2 separate regions of the Homo sapiens genome follow, and region 2 is linked to region 1. The links are chromatin contacts, found by Hi-C or POLR2A ChIA-PET in ENCODE. All regions are on one chromosome and are shown on one strand. The core of a region is the stretch at or near the end of the contact, and the rest is flanking DNA. Distances in the headings are between cores, read along the strand shown.

What was found. A loop is a pair of places that touch in the nucleus more often than their neighbours do. ChIA-PET counts read pairs that join two places held with the same protein, here RNA polymerase II (POLR2A). Pooled maps may share reads with other maps.
Region 2: a pooled map shows a loop between it and region 1 (12-fold over the local background). The contact joins the promoter of INCA1 here to the promoter of SCIMP in region 1. A Hi-C loop is called at or near these places in 5 of 37 single-sample maps with no recorded cell type and 8 of 50 pooled maps. POLR2A ChIA-PET finds 5 or more read pairs at or near these places in 1 of 52 experiments (GM12878).

The regions. Positions count from the first base shown.
Region 1 is chr17:5,230,228-5,237,487 of GRCh38, reverse strand. SCIMP (SLP adaptor and CSK interacting membrane protein) reads left to right here and starts at 2,628. Exons shown (of 5, transcript NM_207103.3): 1 at 2,628-2,753. The coding sequence starts at 2,733. ZNF594-DT (ZNF594 divergent transcript) reads right to left here. Exons shown (of 6, transcript NR_152840.1): 6 at 1,485-2,374. RefSeq lists enhancers at 1-241, 2,187-2,386.
Region 2 is chr17:4,996,272-5,000,645 of GRCh38, reverse strand. It overlaps INCA1 (inhibitor of CDK, cyclin A1 interacting protein 1), which reads left to right and starts at 3,124. Exons shown (of 7, transcript NM_001394789.1): 1 at 3,124-3,150. It overlaps KIF1C (kinesin family member 1C), which reads right to left and starts at 2,696. Exons shown (of 23, transcript NM_006612.6): 1 at 2,490-2,696; 2 at 676-796; 3 at 294-426. The coding sequence starts at 399. RefSeq lists enhancers at 1-379, 380-991 and silencers at 2,234-2,333, 2,384-3,253, 3,294-3,383.

The DNA.
Region 1 (7,260 bases), core at 1,379-3,878:
AAGCCTCTGACTGCCCAACACATTCACTCTTGATCAGCCATGCAACCATCTCTTTCTCTCCAAATACTATGGCTGCTTTGTGTCTGTCCACATTCTGTCCATTTGGTGAGCTCCTACACATCCTTCAAGGCCCAGTTCAAATGCTACCACTCAGACCCTTTCTTCTCTCCCACTTTTGTGCTTCCACAGCACTAGCATTCATCACTTTGCATAGTAATAACTTATGTGCCTTCTGTCCTGTAGAACATGTGCCATGTGCTCTACCCATGAATGACTTGCCCAGTTCTGAGTCTCTACTTGTTGAGCACAGGGTCTGGCACAAATTGAAGGTCATTGTATTTAGCCTGCATCATATTATGGCTTCAACTTCCTCCTACACTTTGCGGGACTTTCTTGAAGGCAGATGGCAAAATCCCTGGAGCACTTTCATATTTGTCAATTGAATTCTTTCATTTTACAACAAGGAAACTGAGGCTCAGAGAAGGGAAGGATTCACAAAGAAAGTTTTGTCAAACCGGGCCTGGAATTCTGATCACCTGACACCTCAGGCTTGAACTTGCTGTGCAAAAGGCATTGTTAGAAATAGTAGGGCTACAGAGTTTACTATATCACAGCTGAACTGAGGTCCTTAAAGGTTAGCAAAATAATTTATTGAGTAATTTATTGAATGAATGAATGAAACACAAACCAAGAAGTCACAGCTTTGTTAGCCTAGGATGAGCTCTATCCACAGAAGCATTTATTCACCCCTCAGAAGAGAATTTTTTTTTTTTTTTTTTTTGAGACGGAGTGTTGCTCTGTCACCCCGGCTGGAGTGCAGTGGCTCGATCTCGGCTCACTGCAACCTCCGCCTCCCAGGTTCAAGCGATTCTTCTGCCTCAGCCTCCCAAGTAGCTGGGACTACAGGCACCTGCCACCATGCCTGGCTAATTTTTGTATTTTTAGTAGAGACGGGATTTCACCATGTTGGCCAGGCTGGTCTCAAACGCCTGACCTCATGATCCGCCTGCCTTGGCCTCCCAAAGTGCTGGGATTTCAGGCGTGAGCCACTGTGCCCGGCCTAGAAGAAAATTTTAAATTGGCTTTTAGGAAGGTTTTTTAGCAGCTAAACTTTGGATGAGCCTAAGAAGAAAGAGTTCAGGCCTTGGCCAGGTGCAGTGGCTCAACTCTGTAATCCCAGCACTTTGGGAGGCCGAGGCAGGTGGATCACTTGAGGTCAGGAGTTCGAGACCAGCCTGGCCAACATGGTGAAACCCTGTCTCTACTAAAAATACAAAGATTAGCCGGATGCGGTGGCACACACCTGTAGTCCCAGCTACTTGGGAGGCTGAGGCAGGAGAATTGCTTGAACCTGGGAGTCGGAGGTTGCAGTGTGCTGAGATTGAGCCACTGCACTCCAGCCTGGCGACAGAGTGAGACTGCATCTCAAAAAAAAAAAAAAAAAAGAAAGAAAGAAAGAAAAAGAAAAAAGAAATTAGTAAACACTGCAAATCAGGAATCTTCTGAGCCAGATGTTTTGTTTTGTTTGTTTGAGATAGAGTCTTGCTCTGTTGCCCAGGCTGGAGCGCAATGGTGTGATCTTGGCTCACTGCAACCTCCACCTCGCGGGTCCAAGCAATTCTCCCGCCTCAGCCTCCTGAGTAGCTGGGACTACCGGTTCACACCAAAATGCCCAGCTAATTTTTGTATTTTTAGTAGAGATGGGGTTTCACCATGTTGGCCAGGCTGGTCTCGAACTACTGACTTCAGGTGATCCACCCGCCTTGGCCTCCCAAAGTGCTGGGATTACAGGTGTGAGCCACCGCACCCAGCCAGAGCCCGGTGTTTGTTAAATTTACCAGACATATATCAGACATTATCAGATATTTATCAGACATATCTGGTTATCATTATTACTGAAATGGATAACAACTCATTCGCTCTGGGCAAATACAATGCACATCCGTTTGCCTATTTTTACTAATGTGACTGCTCATTTGAGTCAGAACCAGCCAATTCAACAAAATGGCTAATTGGTTTCCCCACTCCAACCCCCATGGTCAGAGGCCGTGGGCCTCGCTGGGAGTTCTGTCTCACAGTATTGCACGAGGGGACCCAACTCAGTCAAAATGCTCCACTGGCCACATTTCTCAAGGTCGCCACTCACACGCCTTTAGAAACAGGAAGCCTGTCCCTTGCCTCCTCCAAGCAGAAGATGTCTCAGCAGTTCCAAGGTGCACAGGAGCTTTCAAGAGTCACCTTCATGGTGAGATGGTGAGTTTGTCACACATGAGCTGGTTTCTTACCTGGATCTGTCTCTGCATGGGAGCTGGCGTCCTGTCGCTCTTCTTGAGACTGAGGTTGCCACATCCAGGAATGCTCACGGCAAACTCGTCTGTGGGGACACCAAACCCACCCCCACTGCCAAGTCTCCACCCTGGCCCCTGGCCCCTGCCAGGACCCCCTACCACACCATGAGGGTCCTCTGGTAGGCCTTGCGGGAGCGACACGGGGCAGTGAGAAGATTCTGGCTTCTGGACAGCCGTGGGTCATGAGCTTCCCTGGAAAAGGGATGGTTGCCTAGAGATGACGCCAGGGTCTCTGCCCCGTGGGCTGACTAGAAAGGGGAAGTGGTCAGGATGGGGCTCACTGTCTCTAGCAGTGGGTGAAGGCCTGTGAGTGAGGAATGCCTCTCACCAGCTGTGCCTGAGCTGCAGCACTCCAGCCACTGCTGTCTCCTTAGCTGCTCACATATGGATACTTTCACAGTTCAGGTAAGCATCTCAGCTTTCCAAGGGACAGTTTCCTGCTCTCTTCACAGCAGACATCTGCCAGCGCTGGCATCAGGGCGTGTCCCTGGGAGCCACCGATCAGCACTGGGCCAGGGGATTGCAGCCTGGGGCCCTGGTACGACTGCTGTGTAGGGTTGGAGAAAAACTTGCATTGAAGGATCTGCTCTACTGGTAACTGGCTGAGTGACCTGAGGCATCACTTCACCTCTCTGGGCCTTTTCCTCATGTGTATGTCAGGGGCGATGAAGAAGTCTACCTCTTGGATTGAAATGAGATAATGACCGGGAGTGAGAGGTCTCAACTGTAACGAGTTACTCTCACTTTCTGGATGCCGATGGTGTGTTTTGGGACTTGTTATGTGAGAAGACTGTCATGGTGCTATGCTGGAGGTGGGGGTGGGAGCGAGGCACTGACTGTGTCAATTTATTTATTTTTATTTTATTTTGAGATGGAGTTTCGCTCTTGTCGCCCAGGCTGGAGTGCAGTGACGTGATCTCGGCTCACTGCAACCACCGCCTCCCGGGTTCAAGCGATTCTCCTGCCTCAGCCTCCTGAGTAGCTGGGATTACAGGCACCCGCCACCACACCTGGCTAATTTCTGTATTTTTAGTAGAGACGGAGTTTCACCATGTTGGCCAGGCTGCTCTCGAACTCCTGACCTCAGGTGATCCGCCCGCCTCGGCCTCCCAAAGTGCTGGGATTACCGTAGCATGAATTTAGGCTACGTCTTGGGGCTCTTGGATGAAAGACCTGGATCACCTCCAGTCTTGGTACCTTTGTCATTGCATCTCTGGCTTTCAGTAGTTCATTAGGCACCTTCCCTTCCAGAGGCCTCGAGATCAAAGTGTGTTGGGCTGGCGTGAGTTCTCGGTGTAGCCATCTGCTTTTGCCCTCTGGAAAATTATTTTGAGAAGAGATCTGGGTTTGGCTTTGCCATATCCACTCCCACTGCCTGGTGTGTCCACTTGTCCCTGAGGTCTTGGCCATGAAGCAATGTGGAGCACAGGCTTCACTCTGCTTCAGTGGTAAATAACTACTGAGAGGCAGGCGGGGCATGGTGGCTCACGCCTCTAATCCCAGCACTTTGGGAGGCCAAGGTGGGCAGATCACAAGGTCAAGAGATCAAGACCAGCCTGGCCAACATGGTGAAACCCTGTCTCTACTACAAATACAAAAATTAGCTGGGCATGGTGGTGGGCGCCTATAGCCCCAGCTACTCGGGAAGCTGAGGCAGGAGAATCGTTTGAGCCCGGGAGGTGGAGGTTGCAGTGAGCCAAGATTATGTCACTGCACTCCAGCCTGGTGACAGAGCAAGACTCCATCTCAAAAACAAACAAACAAACTACTGAGAGGCTTAAAGCAAGGAAGGGACAGGGTCACACTGGTATTTGGCAGCCAGTGGGGAGCCCAGTGGGGGCTAGGGGCCAGCGAAAATGCAATGGTCCAGGTACAGAGATGAGGACTTGGACTACATTTGGAGGCTGATGGGCTGAAGCGGGGTGGGGATGGGGCCATGGGAGAAAGAGGAATGAGGCAAGGTTTCCGGTCTTTTCCAGAAGTGAAAGTATAGAGAAGGGAAGAAGAGAGGCTGGACTCCTTTTAATGACCCTGCCGTGCACTTCCCCATGCACACTTGGGTTTTAAGTTGCCAGTGACTATCCACATGGCCATTTCTGGTGCTGACATCAGTGAGAAGGACAAGTGGAGCGAGGCTCAGTGGCTCACGCCTGTAATCCCAGCACTTTGGGAGGCCGAGGCAGGTGGATCACTTGAGGTCAGGAGTTTGAGACCAGCCAGGCCAACATGGCAAAACCCCATCTCTACTAAAAATACACAAAAATTAGCCGGGTATGGTGGTGCGTGTCGGTAATCCCAGCTACTCAGGAGGCTGACACAGGAGAATAGCTTGAACCAGGAAGTAGAGGTTGCAGTGAGCTGAGATTGCACCAGTGGAGTCTAGCCTGGGTGACAGAGCAAGACGCCATCTCAAAAAAAAAAAAAGAAGAAGAACGAGTGGGAACAAGGCCTCACTTAGCATGAACAGCAACAGTCGGGGAATTAGAGGTGAACTGGGGCAAGAACTGCTCATGCCAACCGGCCTAAATGTTCTCTACAGCCTCTCAGACCCTCGAGATCTAGACTGAGATTAGTTCGAACCCTCATTCCAGGCCTGCCGAAGTCCAAAGCCCTCCCCAGGACTTCTGTGGACTCCCGAGGAGCCCACCTCTTTTTCCATGGTCAGCAATGGGCCTGCAGCCTCTGTGGGTAAAACTGTTTACACTGCGCTGTTTACACTGCACTGTTTGCACTGTTTATACTGTTTATACTGCACTGTTTATACTGCACTGTTTACACTGCACTGTTTATATTCCACCCCTTTCTTAGTCCCCCACACCCCTAGAACAAATCTGCTCACAAAAGAATTGGCAGATGCAGCAGACTTTACCAAAGACTCAGCGGGGGACCACCAGAGGGGCTTGTAACGCATCAGCGCAAACAACTGCACACAGAACATAACACGGCGCTGCTCTGAAAATGTCTTTGCCAGCCCATCCCTGAGCATTTTCTATCAGCTCCTCCTCTTGATACCAAATGAGGCCCATTCTGCTCATCGCACAGTAAGCCAATCACTGAGGTGACCAGTTTTTTTTTTTTGTTTTTGAGACGGAGTCTCGCTCTGTCGCCCAGGCTGGAGTGCAGTGGCGCAATCTCGGCTCACTGCAAGCTCCGCCTCCCGGGTTCACGCCATTCTCCTGCCTCAGCCTCCCGAGTAGCTGGGACTACAGGCGCCTGCCACCATGCCTGGCTAATTTTTTGTATTTTTTAAGTAGAGACAGGGTTTCATTGTGTTAGCCAGGATGGTCTTGATCTCCTGACCTCGTGATCCGCCCGCCTCAGCCTCCCAAAGTGCTGGGATTACAGGCGTGAGCCACCGCGTCCCGCCAAGATGACCAGTTTTGCAGCACAGAATGCATTTATTCATGAGGCAGCCAAGTGAGGAGATGGGAAAACAGGTCTCAAACCCACTTCCTCGAAGATGGGGTTTAGAGACGTTTATGGGACAAAGAAGCAGGTGGCCTAAGGTGTGGGGAAGGTGATTGGAGGGAAAAGTAGGACATCGGCAATCTGTGCAAGCCTAGTCAAGCTTCATCGTTCTTCATAGGATGCAGGTTCACAAAATGGTGGCATTAGCATGATGGAAGATGGAGTTTTTGGCGCTCTGACATCAAACGTCACCTACTGGACACTCACACAGACCAAGTTGAAGGATTGATGGTCATAAGTGGCTTGAACTGGATAAGAGCTGACCCCAAGTTCCTGAAAAACAACTTTTTTTCTTTTCTTTTTTTTTTTTTGAGATGGAGTTTCACTCTCGTCACTCAGGCTGGAGTGCAATGGCGTGATCCTGGAGGCTCACTGCAACCTCTACCTCCTGGGTTCAAATGATTCTCCCTCAGCCTTCCGAGTGGCTGGGATTACAGGCGCCTGCCACCACACCAGGCTAATTTCTGTATTTTTAGTAGAGACGGGGTTTCACCATCTTGGCCAGGCTGGTCTCGAACTCCTGACTTCAGGTGATCTGCCTACCTTGGCCTCCCAAAGTGCTGGGATTACAGGCGTGAGCCACCGTGCCCAGCCCTTGAAAAACAACTTAAACAACCATTACTATGATGACCTATATGTCAGAGATGTTATCCAGCAGGAAGCTAGTGGAAGTCCAGTTAAATATTGCTTAGCTACATGACTTTTAGCTCTATAGGCTTTTTTCTTTTTTAAAGACAGGGTCTCACTCTATAACCCAGGCTAGAGTGCACTGATGGTAATCACAGCTCACTGCAGCCTCAATCTCCTAGAGTCAAGCCATCCTCCCACCTCAGCCTCCTGAGTATCTGGGACTACAGGCACATGCCGCCACATCTGGTTTTGTTTTGTTTTGTTTTGTTTTGTTTTTATTTTCAGTAGAGAGAAAGTCTCGCTGTGTTGCCTAGGCTGGTCTTGAACTCCTGGGCTCAAGTGATCCTCCAGCCTCGGCCTCCCAAAGTGCTGGGATTACAAGTGTGAGCCACTGCCCCCAGTAGCTATATAGGTTTTAAGATCAACTAGAAGCAAGTGACTAAAATCAAGTAAGGTAGGTTAAGTTCTGCAGGCCTAATCTAGCCCTCGGGTTCACTCCCACCTTTGCACCATCCTGCTGGCTTCCCTTTTCATCTTTCCATCCCTTCTTCTCATCACCTTCCCTCCCAGAACTCCAAATTCTCCCCTTCTATAACCCAGAGGAATTCAACATTCCCCAGTTCCTACCAGCAAACTTCATTCCTAACCCAGCCAGCTTTGCAGATCTGCAGATCCTCTGCAGGGAGAATAGGGGACTCTCCTGGTCGGTAGCTGCCCTTCTTAGAAGACACTTGCTATTGTAAATAGAACTTGGTTGGTTTGCCCTTAATAATGCCTCATGCTTGGTGATCTTCTGCACACAGAGCTCTTTTGC
Region 2 (4,374 bases), core at 1,875-4,374, 240 kb after region 1:
CCTTTAACATTCCCCACCCCCTCCAGCCACCAAAGCTAATTTTGGCTTCCTAGGACCCGCCCCCACTGAGCTGCCTCCCTGGATTGGGCAATGGAGGGCTCCAGGCCAACATTCCCCCTCCCAGGGACTGGGAACACGGGAAAGGCCAGCCTGCCCCAGCCCCCGCCCTTACGACTAGCACCTGCTCTGTGCCCAGCATTACCCTCCTCTTAGTTTGGCCCAGCGGGACTGGCCTGTGTGGTGGGCCCGGCCTTCCCTGCCTGTGCCCAGCCAGGCCCCGGGGACTCACTCACAGGTGGTGTTGCCCTGCATGCTGACCACACACTTGGCATCCTGGCTGGTCTCACGGGCGTTAAAGGGCCGAACCCTCACTGCCACTTTCACCGAGGCACCAGCCATAGCTCCAGACACTCCTGCCCTCCTCAGCTGGAGGACAGAGAAAGGAGTGGTGGGGTCAGAACCACTGCAGGGACCCAGACATTGCCTCCCAGCTTCTTCCCGGAACCAGTCTCTTCACATCTCCCCCAGAGCCACCCAGCCTCTCAAGGACCCAGCTCTTATTCCCTTGGCTTTCCTCCCAAATGTCACTGTCTTGAGAGACTCCCAAAGGTATTTCTGCCTCTCTCCCCAGCCATATTCCAGCTTGCAGGAACCTGGGCGGTCTCCCCCAGTTACCTGGCGTCCTGGCCCCAGACCAGGGGGGCTGTATCAGTTCTGGCTGCCACCGGCCCTCGTAGGGGGAGCCCCATCCTACTCCTGGGGCCTGGCCACACCAGCTGGGGCTCTGGGAGATACCCTGATTGCGGGGGAAGAGTTGTTAGAAGGCACCTGTGGTTCCAGAGACCCGTCTGGGGTTCCCAGGTTGGAGGGCCAAGGTTACGGGGGGAATAGCAGGAAAAGTACGGACAGCTGCCCCTCTAGAGTGGCTGAATGCAATGTGAATCCAAGGGCAGGGACGGTGATATTTTTATTCCTTGTCACTCGCAAATGTACTGAACGTTCAGATAGAGGACAGAGAGAGAAAGAGGCTGGACAGAGGGCAATTCAGAGAGAGGGGCACATGGGCAGAGACGTGAGGGGGGTGGGAAGAGAGAGAGGAGGGGCAGAGAGTCACAGACACCAAGAAAATTAGAGAAATAAGACAAAAGGCAAGCCTGAGGTCATGCTATGAAGGAAAGAATGGGAGAGGAAAGGAGGAAGAGACACAGCACAGCAAACACACGGTGTTAAAGAGACAGGGTGGGGAACTCCGGCGCCAAAGCACAAACTGGGAGCCCAGAAGAGAGACCAGAGAGGAAACTGCAAATGCAAAACCTGTCCTCAAATTCCCCCACAGTGTCGGCAAGGGAGAATCTAGTTTCCACCTGAGGCCCACAACCTCCATGCACCAGGCCAGTAGTGCAGATGGGCAAAGTCCAAGGACTGTAGGTAGGGCCCAGGACTGGGATCCACAGGGCCAGCTGTGTGGGCTCTAAGCCCCTTGCCCAGCCCCCAGCACTTCCTCCTCAGGATCCGGGACAATGAGCAGGGGAGGGTGGGGTCATCCTGTAGCCATCAGACCAACCCTCAGGGCTCCACCCTTGGGGCGCCCAGAAATACCTGTGTTTGAGGGTAGAGGGTCCCTGGGGCCTCCCTAAAAGGGAGAAAGAAAAGGAAGCCGGCTGGCTGGTGCCAGCCCCAACCTGGGGCTAGTGCTATGGCGTCCACTGCCCTGGGGAAGGTGCCAGGCTGGAGCCCAGGAATGTGGGTGATCGGGTGCCCACACCCTGGGAGGAGAGGCTGAGCAGCCCACGCCCACGGACAACAGGGAGGAGGACCACGAAGGATAAGGGATGCGGAGCCCCCTCCTGTGGCCCCAGTGGACCCCAAACTCCTGTCACGCTGGGCCTCCCCTCACCAGTCTTCCTGGGCAGAGCATGGGAGGGTGAGGGGCTGGTCTGTCCCAGGACAGGAAGGGAGTAGCTGGAATCACAGAAGCTGGCTCAGGAAGAACAGCCCTGACCCCCTAGACCCTGACCAGGGGAGGGAAGGACACTGGTGGGGACAAGCGATGGTGACGCCGTTGCTGCAGCTAATGGGACAGGGATGGGGTGGCACGGCTGGGGGCCAGCGGGGTAAGGGAATAGAGGTAGGGACAGGGGTCGGCCGGTGCAGCTGTGAAGGAGCCGTGGGGTACAAGGAGGATACTGGGCGGCTGGGGTGGGGCCGACCGGCCCGAAAGGGGGTCTTGGGCCACCTGCACCTTGCCCACCCGGCGGTTCTCACACAGGTCCCCGCCCGGCCTCTCAGGGCGGCCATGCGGACCCGTCCTCCTGTCCAGCCAGCCGGCGGCCGCCCGGGCCTGGCACCTCTCTGCGCCTCCGCGGAACAAACAGCACATGATCCCGACTCTTGAGCCTAGATCGCGCCGCCGGACCCCGGCTCCCCGCCCCCCAACCCGGCACATTCCTCCGCGGGCGTCCCTTCCCTCCCCCTTCCCCAGCCCTCACCTCGGCGCGGCGGGGCTCCCGGAGCAGCTCGGCGGAGAGGGACAAGCTTTCCGGGAAGCGTGAGGCGGAAGCGGGAAGGATCTGGGGCCGGTTCGGAGCTGCCCCCGCCCCTCGCCGGGTGCCCGGGCGGCGGGCGGCGGACTCGCGCCCCGGGGGCGGCAGCAGTAGCGGCGCCAGCGGCCGGCGCCCGCCCGGGCAGCGCGAGCTGGGGCGGGAGCGAGGGGCGGGGGACGCGCGAGCGCGCGCGGAGGGGCGGGTACGCGCGGTCCCGGGAAGGAGCCGGGAGCGACCCGGGCTACTCTTGTTAAAGGGGCAACGCTCCTGGCCTGTGGGGCCCAGCGAGCGGGAACGTGGGGACCGAGCTGCGGACGCAGAAGGGCGAGCAGACGCCGCAACCCAGGAGGGTTGCAGACGCCTGAAGAACAGGGAAACGTCGGGGGCTGACCCGCGGGGGCACCCAGGCCCCGGCCCAGTTCCCGTCGCCGCCGTTGGAGGCGCGTCCAGGGGGCGGAGCCTCCTGCCGAGGCCCGCCCAGAAGGTGGCTCCGCTCAGGCCCCGCCCTCAGACGAGCACCGCCCGCCGGCTCCTCCCGCGGCTCGAATCGCCGTCTCTCTCCTCCCCGCCCCGCCGAGTTCTAGAATTCGCCGCGCAGCTGCTTCAGGTGCTGGGGCCAAATGCGGCCGGCCGTGGCGCGGCTACTCGGGCGCTCTGTCCCCGCCTGGCCCTCAAGTTCGGCCGCCCTGGACGCCGCCTGAGGCCCAAACAACCCCTTCAGGCCCGGGTGCCGCCTAAGGCCGGAGCTGCCCTCTCAGACCCGGGGCGTCCCTCAGGCCCCAGCCTGCCCTTCAGCCTGGGCCCACCACCTCAGGGCCCCTCTCGAGGGAAGCAGCCCCCAGTCGTGCCCTCGGGCGGGGCTGCCCGGAAGGTCCGGCCACGCCCGGTCCACCTGTCGAGGGTCCCCGTCGCCCTTTCAGGCGCAGGCCGCGCCCTCCGGCCCGGCGCTTCCCTCCAGCGGGGCTCCAGGCAGCCCCTCAGCCCCAGCCGGACCCTCGGGTCCTCATCCACCCTCGCAGGCGCAGGCCGTGGCTACCCCGAAGTCAACTGTGGAGGATCCTTCCTGGCTTCCTTCAGCTCCATCCTGCCCTTGGATCTAGGTCACCCGCTTGGACCCAACTATCTGAGGCCCGAATGCCCCGCAGCTCCCGCTGCTCCCTCGCGTTCTGCTGACCCCCCTCCGAGTCAGGACATCCCCTTTAGACCCCACTTTAGGCCCTTTCAGCCCAACTCCAACTAGCCCCATCTGCCGCTTCCGCACGGTATACTTCTCTCCGCTTTTGACCTCACCTGCTTTCCCAGCCCATCCCTAGTTCCCTTGGATAAATACTAGTTCACCTCTACAGTTCCAGCTGGCTGCTTCTGTCCTTCGGGAGCCTATGTGCACTCTCTCCTAACTTATCTAGTATTCTTTTTTTTTTTTTTTTTTTTTTTTTGAGACGGAGTCTTGCTCTGTTGCCCAGGCTGACCTCGGCTCACGGCAACCTCCGCCTCCTGGGTTCAAGCGATTCTCCTGCCTCAGCCTCCCGAATAGCTGGGATTACAGATGCCTGCCACCACACCCGGCTAATTTTTGTATTTTTAGTAGAGACTGGGTTTCGCTGTGTTGGCCAGGCTGGTCTCGAACTCCTGACCTCAAGTGATCCGCCCACCTCAGCCTCCCAAAGTGCTGGGATTACAGTCTTGAGCCACCGCGCCTGGCTTTTTTTTTTTTCTTCTTAGAAACAGGGTCTCACTCTGACGCCTAGGCTGGAGTGCAGTGCAGTGGTGCGATCTTACCTCACTGCAGCCTTGACCTCCCGGGCTCAGATGACACTCCCACCTCAGCCTT